Regions from separate parts of the Homo sapiens genome. Here all the other regions are linked to region 2. A link is a contact called in ENCODE Hi-C or POLR2A ChIA-PET data. All regions are on one chromosome and are shown on one strand. The core of a region is the stretch at or near the end of the contact, and the rest is flanking DNA. Distances in the headings are between cores, read along the strand shown.

Region 1 (3,094 bases), core at 285-2,784, 2.6 Mb before region 2:
GAGGGGGGAGGGATAGCATTAGGAGATACACCTAATGTAAATGACAACTTAATGGGTGCAACACACCAACACGGCACATGTATACATAGGTAACAAACCTGCACGTTGTGCACATGTACCCTAGAGCTTAAAGTGTAAAAACAAACAAAAAAAAGAAATGGTGTGCTGGATATTTTCTATTTCTCCCTCCAGGCATTGTGCCTAGTAGGCTGACCTCTACAGACTACACAGACCTAGCTCCACTGTCTTCTGGCTTCCTGGTGGATCCAGCCAGCGGAAGACCCCAGCTGGATATCAGAGCTGGGAGAACAGAGAGGTGGGTCTTCTCCACTCTGTCCCTGCTTTGGGCTGACGTCTCAGCACTGGCTACAACTATAGAATCTCACCTTACTTGGTGAAAAGTTGGCATTGCTTGCTTTCCTCTACTGAACGACACGGTTCCAGTTGGTTACTCTCTCGTACAGCCACAGCTACCGCTCTCGCTCTCGCCTGGTTTTAGTAACTGCTTCCTTCCCCCACCCCTCAGCCCTATAGTTACTAACAGCTCCCCGCTGTTACTGGTTACTACTGGTTACGGAAGGCGAACTATGTGCCCGACACTGTGCTAAATGCCCACATATATTATCTTTTAGTCCTCACAATCCAATAAATTAGATGGCTTTAGTCCTGTTGCAGAGGTGATAAATTCAGAGTGACAGTGACAGAGCTAGAAATTGAAGGTAGGTGTGTTTATGCTAGAGTCTGTGCACTCAAACACGATTCCTTACTTCTTGCATCAGTTGTTAACCTCCCTTCAAGAGTGTCAAACCTCCTGGTAACCCGCCCATTCCCTTAACTGGAAATGAGGGTGCTGTTGCAATTTTCTCATCCAGCCATTCCACAAATGGTATCTGGAATGTGGGACCCACAGTCCAGAATCCTGAGGGCTGCTGTTGAGAGCATCAAGACGCGCCCAGGAGGTCAGGGCGGTGTGCACTCACACGCTGAGCCTGGAGAAAGTTAGACGCCTTCTCCACCGCTGTGGTGGTTAGCAGGGACTTTCCTGAAGGCCAGAGACTGGTGACGTTCATGCTATTTTTCCAAGCCATTTGGTAGCAAAGAACAGAGTGCCAACAATTCAAGCATTCTCTCAGGCTGGGAGAGAGACGTGGCTTATTCAAGATAGAAATTGCTGGTGAGGTTGAGGCGAGACCGACATCTCTCTGAGCAGCAGGGGAGAAAGACGGCTCTGTTCAAAAAAGAATGGGTAATTTCAGTCAATTCTCTTCTTTCTCGTTTCTGTCTTATCTTTATGACTTTTTAATAGTGCCAATTTAACAGATGAGGGGACAGAGGCCTTTAATTGAGAATTCCACTCCGCTTCCTCTGCCTCATCTCAAAAATCTGGCAGCTGAGTCGCCGCGGCTTTGAATTTGCCTCTTTTGACCTTCCCCTCCCACCTCTGGTAACACTGAGCCTGGCCCGGAAGGACACACCCGGCTTCTGGCGGAAGTGCCGGCTCTTTAAAGAAGCTGAGGGCTGCGCGAATTGGCTGAGGTGCGTCATCTACTGTGTCTGGGCGCCAATCCCGACGCTGGGCGGAGCGAGGCCCGGTCCCTGCAGCGGGCGAAAGGAGCCCGGGCCTGGAGGTTTGCGTACCGGTCGCCTGGTCCCGGCACCAGCGCCGCCCAGTGAGTGAACACCGGCCGCAGGCGGGTGGGGAGAAGGGTCAGCCCGGCCATGTCAGTCAGCGCGATCTCCTGGGCTCCGGGCTTGCCAGGCAGCGCTGGGCGCCCGCTCCTCGTGAGCGCCGGCTCTTGGCTCTCGCACTGCCCCTGGTGCTGATAGGTATTGCCAACTTCGTTCCATTAGAGCGCGTTCTTGTCGCCTGGCGTGGACTCCGGATCTCTCCGTAGCTTTAAAATAGAGTTGAGAAAAACAGGCACAGTGCTCTCAACAGAAATCAGCACACTATTGCGGGGAATACCTAAATTACAGTAACTGGCCTCAGGGAGCAAGGGCGGTGTTAATTACAGAAAACCTCCGGAAGCTGTGGGCTCTGGGCTGGAATTTGCAAGGGGATGTGGCTTAATTTCAATGGGATGCAAATATTGAAAATGACTGTGGTGAGACGATCAGTCATACATTCAGGCAATGTGTCATCTGATCGGGAAATAAGTCAGCGTGGTAATCCCGATGACAGAATTCATGCAATTAATTTTTTATGTCCCCCCAAGTAAAATCAAATCTAGGTACTCACGGGTGACCGGAAGAAAGGTTGTCTGGAACTTGCAGGCACCACTTCTCCTCCCCAGAAATACACCTTCCCATAGTAATCTATAGCTCACCTGAGGCAGGGCTGAAGCATTAAAGACCCCTTCCAAGATCTCAGAAGGAATCAAAGGGAAAATGAAGACAGAGGGATTGAAATCAGCATTCTCTGCAAAACATCACTCTGAGACACAGTGATGTTTAAAATTGTATAAGTAGCAAGACATTTTTTTTTACCCCTGGTGAAAAGTGTTAGAATTTTTAAAAGACTTAACTTATACAAGTGAGTGAAATCAAAGTTATCCCTATTGCAAGGTCAATTTTGCTTATTTTCTGATACATATTTTGTGAGCAAGAGGAGATAGCTGAAAGTGTTCTGGACACCCTACGGAATATTCCCAGACTTTGGGAAATGACTTTGCCAGGAATGGGGAAGTTGGGAAAGGAAAGAATGTTGAAAATACTGAACTCCAGGGTGAAATTTACAAGGTGTGATGCATTTATTTATTCTCAGGTGTGGTTTCCCATAAGGAAGCTCTTCTTCCTGCTTGGCTTCCACCTTTAACCCTTCCACCTGGGAGCGTCCTCTAACACATTCAGACTACAAGTCCAGACCCAGGAGAGCAAGGCCCAGAAAGAGGTAAATCTAAATACTAACTTCCCAGACAGTGTTTCTTTCCCAGATGATTGACATGAGGACTCTCTCTTTTCAGGGGAGATCCTAACCCCTTACAAACAGGAGCACTTGAAAGCACACAGCTCTGTGATATACAGGGTATGTGGAGGAATAGTACTAGAGTACAGTTGTTTTCTTTATAAATGTTTGCAGCAGGTGTAAAAATTT
Region 2 (2,836 bases), core at 81-2,580:
GTAACAGTTAAGGTAGACGACAAGAACTTATCAAGTATCTATGTGCTGCATAGTGAGATAAGTGCCTGGAAAGTAATGATGGCCCCTGTCATCAAGAAGCATACAGTCTACTAAATTACCAGTTTCAACTCTAACTCCTTAGTGGCCAGAAAACGGAGTAAGTTGGAAGACAGTAAAATCTGAAGTCTGGCACCAGGGATCAAGTGCCAGTTCCTCAACTTTACAGATGCAGTGGGTTGAATAGTCTCCAAAAGATATGTCTATGTCCTAACTCCCAGGACATGTGAAAGTGACCTTATTTGGGAAAAGGGCCTTTGCAGATGTGATTAAGGACCTCCAGATGAGATGATCTTGGATTATCCCCGTGGACTCTAAATTCAATGTTCAGTGTCCTAAAAACACACAGAGAAGTGGCACAGGCACAGGAGAAGGCCATTAGAAGACAGGCCGAGATTGGAGTCATGCAACAAGAGGCCACGGACCGCCTGGAACCGTTAGAAGCTGAAGAAGCAAAGCATTCTCCCCTAGAGCCTTCAAAAGGTGCAGGGCTCTGCCAACAGCTTGATTTTGGAATTCTTGCCTCTAGAACAGTTAAAGAATAAAATTCTGTTGCTTGACACGAGCAAGTTTGTGGTGTCAGTTTCTTCATCTGGAAAATGGGGCATATATCCTAACCACAATCTTATTTCCTGAAGTATAAAATGGAATAACAGCAGTTTCCAGGCACGAGCAGACACTAAAAATGGCAAACATTTATTGAGAGCGTTCCATGCTAAGCGCTTTGCACGTATCACTTAATTATTTCTATTTTATTGATCAGGAAGCCAAAGCTCATAAAAACTGTAATTTTCCCAGAGCCACACAGCTAGCAAGTGAAAAAAACGGGATTACAATTCAAATCGACTCACAAGATACCCCTTTTATCCTCCACGCTGGACTGCTGAGGAAGTATGCAAATTAACACACTTTAGAAACTTTAGCTACTTCAATATTTGTTCAGGCTACGGGATGCAGGCCTCTTATTAACCGCGCCAGCCAGGTCTGTCCTTCAGCAGCCTGTTCTGCCTCGCAAGAGCTCTCCCTCTCTTTCCAGCACGGAAGCCACAGGGTTAATGACGTCATTTCCCGTGGCCGTTGTCGCGTCCTCCGCCCGACGGATTCTTGCAAGGGCCAAAATCCTCGCGCCTCAAGAGGAGGCATAACAGCAGCGGACCAATAGAAATTCCGAATTTTTGTATTCTCTGGGAAGCTCCACCTCTTAGTCCCTGATCCGCCGCGGAAGATGAAAAAAAGCGGCCCGGGGGCGGAGCAAGGCAAGGAAGCGGAAGCGGAGAGGCGGTCGGGATCCGCTGCGCGAGCTGTCTCGGTCCCACGTGTGCGGTGAGTGTGGCAGGCTCAGCGGTCGCTCTTGGGAGGGGTTCGCACCCTGCCGGGCGCTGGAAGTCGGGAAGGTCTCTCGGGGCTGTTGTCCACTGGGCAGTCTCCTCTGGCCTCTTTCTGGGCTAGGAGTTTGGGACTGACTGGAGCCTGGCAAGAAGGGCGGGACTGGCCGGGCGCGGTGGCTCACGCCTGTAATCCCAGCACTTTGGGAGGCCGAGGCGGGCGGATCACAAGGTCAGGAGATCGAGACCATCCTGGCTAACACGGTGAAACCCCGTCTCTACTAAAACTACAAAAAATTAGCCGGGCATGGTGGCGGGCGCCTGTGGTCCCAGCTACTTGGGAGGCTGAGGCAGGAGAATGGCGTGAACCCGGGAGGCGGAGCTTGCAGTGAGCCAAGATCGTGCCACTACACTCCAGCCTGGGAGACAGAGCAAGACTCCGTCTCAAAAAAAAAAAAAAAAAAAAAAAGAAGGGCGGGACTCCGACCTCTCTCCCACCACGTTGCCCTGCGTGCCGGGTTAGAGTGGACTAGCTTCACTCCGGAATCCCAGCCCGTGCTCGGCCTGATCAGCCTGTCTGTGCTACTTCACAAACCCCAACTCCAGTGCTAGGCGGTTTGCCTGAATGTACGCAGATTCTAAGTGCTGGGAGGAAACGAACTGGATGCTGAGTTGGCAGATAGTGGAGTCTGAAGAAGTGATCTTTAAACGGAGATTTGGAAGCTCAGGGAGTACTTCAAGCAGAGGCGATAATGGGCTAAGTTCCTGAGATGGGAGCTAGGAAGGAGTATAGTTAGAGTACAAGATAAAGTTAGCCGGATAGAGTGGAACTAGGTTCTGTAGGGCCTTGAAGGTCATGATGGGGAATTTTTTTTTCTGTACAATAGGAAAACATTTCCGTTCCTATTACCATGTGTAGAAAACATTGAAGACTTGTAAGCAAGTGAGAATCATGAATAGGCCCTGGTTCTCTTTAGAAAATGTATTACATTTGGAAGCTCAAGAGATTGTATTGGTAATAGTTTGCATTAGGGTGGTGACGTAAGGGACATTTAAGAGAACTAACTTATGGTTCAGCGTGGCAGAGTAGAGAGGAAAATGTCAAGGGTAACTCAGATTTCTTACTTGAGCAGTAAAGTAGATGATGTGCCATTGGCTGAGATGGAGGACGATAGGGCAGGGAAAAATAGTATATTGTTGTTTGTGGGGCAAACAACAATAACATAAAGAACAACATAGAGAATTATGTTTTGGACATATTAAGGGTAAGGTTCCTGTTAGACACATAATTAGAGGTATCAGATAAGCAGTTATACACAAGTTTGGACCCCAAGGAGAAGTTCATAATGGAGACATGATTTGGGAGTACTCAGCATAAAAAGCCAGGAGATTGGATGAGACCACCTAGGGAGAAGTGTGGAGAGAGAAGGGAAGTTCCCTAGGGCAAAGATTTG
Region 3 (2,921 bases), core at 342-2,841, 3.0 Mb before region 2:
CACATATATACATACATATAGTTATGACCATGGGCTAGGCTCTTATCCAGAGCTAAGCACTATGGATACAGTGATGATTAAATAAGATAGACACTGTCTTTAGTCTCATAGTGCTTACAGACTGAAAGGGATCTTGTAGAGCTAAAATTATGCTTGCTGCCACAAAAGTGGTATGTTTTCATTTTTTCATTCACTCAAGAAATATCTATTGACTACATACTATGTGTCATGCTTTGTGTTAAGAGCAAGGAATAAAATGGTGAGTAAAACCAGACCTGATTCCTGCCTTCGTGGGGCTTACAGTCTAATGAGGAAGTTATGAAATAGTCACATGCAAACATGGTGCTGTGAGATCCTACAAATAGGGGAAGCAAGCTTAATTAAATTAGGAGATTCTTGCTTGAGGAAGTACCACTTAATCTGAGATTTAAAGGATAACTAGGAGTTAAAAAGACAATGAGGAGAGAGAAGAACACTCCAGGTAATTCAAACAGCATGTGAGAAGATCCTATTGTAGAAGGAAAGATGCGTGCAGGAAGTCTTTGAAAGAGGCCAGTGTGGCTGGAGAGCTGGAAATAAGAAGCATCCTGGTGTCAGAGGAGCCTGAGAGGTGGGCAAGAGCAGGACTATAGGGCATTGTATGAAATCTGACATATGTGCTAAGTCAAAATCCGGCAGTGTGCTCTCCCAGTTGGTCTCTAGGTTAATGCTCATGCTAATGTAGCAACTCCAAGCTAGGGACAAAAAACCTTGGAGCAGAGAGGCTCATGGGTACCGGCAAGCTGGAAGAAGACTAGATAATCACTAGGATCTGCACTGAAACCAAGGCTCTGCTGCTTAACCGCCCCAGAGAGTCGTCAAGTGAAGAATGGCCTTTCTGAACCTTCACTTGCAGAGTGCTAATGTAGTAGTGGAACAGAATGCTGTTTTGGGAGCCCATGAAATTAGATTTACATTCTTCATCTGTTATCTCTACGTTTCTCAGGTTATAAAATGGGAACAAAGATATTTCCTTTTAAGTATTGTTAAAGATAATTAAATAAGATGATGTATTAAAGGACTTGACCTAGCGCTTAGCTCATAGCAGGTATTCAATAAATAATAGCCATTATTTTTCTTTATCTGTTAAATGGAGACAGTAATAGCACAGATTAAGTTGCTGAGTTATGAAGATCTGATTAGATTATGCATGTGAAAGCAATAGGCCGGGCCTCCTCTGCGTAATCTTATTTCTAATTTTAAGAGCCAGGAACCCACTTTTTTGGAGCCTGATGTTCTAATATTCCTTCCTTACGAAAGCCAGGTCATTGCTTTTTTCATCTGCCTGATGCACTGTAAGAGCCTTGTGTGTTCTTTCAAAAGCGATCTCTCATTTTTCTCGTTTTGGGTTTTTAGGTGTCTTTACATTTGGCAATCTCCGTCCTACAGAGGGCTGGAAAAGCCCTGCGGGAGACGGCATATCCACCACCCGCTGCTGGGTCGGCCCTGCAGCTGTGTGCACCCGAGAACTGCCAAAGAAGCTGGGTCTTGGCGCGGCGGGACGGGCCAATCAGAAGAAGTTTGGCCCTCTGCAGTTTCCGTCCGCTCACTAGGAGGCGCTGCGGCAGCGACGGCGGCGTCGGCGGCGGCCGGGGCTGTCGCGGGTTGGGGCGGTTGGGCTGGCAGCTGAGGCTCGTGGCCATGGAGTGGGGTTCTGAGTCGGCTGCTGTGAGGCGGCACCGCGTCGGAGTAGAGCGTCGAGAGGGAGCGGCGGCCGCGCCACCGCCGGAGAGGGAGGCCCGAGCGCAGGAGCCTCTGGTGGATGGGTGCAGCGGCGGCGGGAGGACGCGGAAGAGGAGCCCCGGGGGTAGCGGCGGCGCGAGCAGGGGCGCGGGGACCGGGCTGTCTGAGGTGCGCGCCGCGCTGGGGCTCGCGCTCTACCTGATCGCGCTGCGGACGCTGGTGCAGCTCTCGCTGCAGCAGCTCGTGCTACGCGGGGCCGCTGGACACCGCGGGGAGTTCGACGCGCTCCAAGCCAGGTACCGGCCGCTCCCTCCTGGCACGGCCCGCGCGTCCGTTTGCGGCTCCTGCGCAGGCTCCGGGGCACCGCACCTGTGTGCACCCGCCCCTGCCGGACCGCTGGGACTCGCTGACCCCTCCCAGGCTGCACGTGGGGTGGGGTGACCTTGCTTGTCCTTCTTCTGGGGTCTGAATTGCCGGGACTTGGGGCTTGCCTGTCCCCGGTTAAGCTCGTGGTGCAGATTGGGGTTGCCAGGTAGATTGAACCTGCTTTCCACTGTCTGCCCTTCGTGCAGATGGTTGGTTGTGAGTCGTCTCCCCATATTCTGGAACAGCTTCCCCTTTTTACCTTGCTTAGCCCTTCTGCTTTCCAGATGGAAATTTGTGTACCTAGACTGTTGTATAAATTCGCTTTGGGGGCGGGGAGTTTTGGAAGGCGCTAGTGCACTGTTCTAACTTTCTGAGGGTTACAGCCCCCACATCTGAAGGCTATAGAAACTCTTTCTGGAACACCGCCCAGTCAAAATTTGGTATGCAGTCTGATAAATTCTCAGATCCCTGCAGTTTATCTTTAGGCCCCTTGGATTAGTGACTGTGTAAGGTTTGACTTTTTTTTTTTTTTTTAAGACCTTTAAGAATGCTAGGAAAGGTGATTAAGTCAAAGATATTGTAACCCAGGTGTGTCAAAGCTCATGAAGTGTTAAGCTGGCGTCAAGTTTTCAACAGCTACTGTGTTCTAAAAAGTTTTTGCTAGAATGCAAAGTGTTGCAAGCTTATTAAGGACTTTCTGAAACGTCTCCCACCCCCACTTCCAGCTTTCCCCACTTGGAATGCAGTGAAAAGACAAAAACAGTTTTGTTTTCATTAGGGGTACAGTTGGTTTTGGCCTGAATTGAAGTTATTAGACCTTGGGTGTATGCTAG

The links. Hi-C counts contacts between places; a loop is a spot of excess contacts on that map. ChIA-PET counts read pairs that join two places held with the same protein, here RNA polymerase II (POLR2A). Pooled maps may share reads with other maps.
Region 1: a map of CD8-positive, alpha-beta T cell shows a loop between it and region 2 (16-fold over the local background). The contact joins the promoter of PLGRKT here to the promoter of PUM3 in region 2. A Hi-C loop is called at or near these places in 1 of 168 maps with a recorded cell type or tissue (CD8-positive, alpha-beta T cell) and 11 of 50 pooled maps.
Region 3: a loop to region 2 is called in a map of natural killer cell, with 13 times the contacts of the local background. The contact joins the promoter of ERMP1 here to the promoter of PUM3 in region 2. A Hi-C loop is called at or near these places in 2 of 168 maps with a recorded cell type or tissue (naive thymus-derived CD4-positive, alpha-beta T cell and natural killer cell) and 7 of 50 pooled maps. POLR2A ChIA-PET finds 5 or more read pairs at or near these places in 1 of 52 experiments (PC-9).

Annotation. Positions count from the first base shown.
Region 1 is chr9:5,436,365-5,439,458 of GRCh38, reverse strand. PLGRKT (plasminogen receptor with a C-terminal lysine) reads left to right here and starts at 1,534. Exons shown (of 6, transcript NM_018465.4): 1 at 1,534-1,670; 2 at 2,765-2,890. RefSeq lists enhancers at 168-327, 1,888-1,977, 1,033-2,232.
Region 2 is chr9:2,842,589-2,845,424 of GRCh38, reverse strand. PUM3 (pumilio RNA binding family member 3) reads left to right here and starts at 1,330. Exons shown (of 18, transcript NM_014878.5): 1 at 1,330-1,380. RefSeq lists enhancers at 999-1,238, 1,062-1,356, 1,740-2,301.
Region 3 is chr9:5,831,787-5,834,707 of GRCh38, reverse strand. ERMP1 (endoplasmic reticulum metallopeptidase 1) reads left to right here and starts at 1,591. Exons shown (of 15, transcript NM_024896.3): 1 at 1,591-2,018. The coding sequence starts at 1,681. RefSeq lists silencers at 1,505-1,724, 1,805-2,024.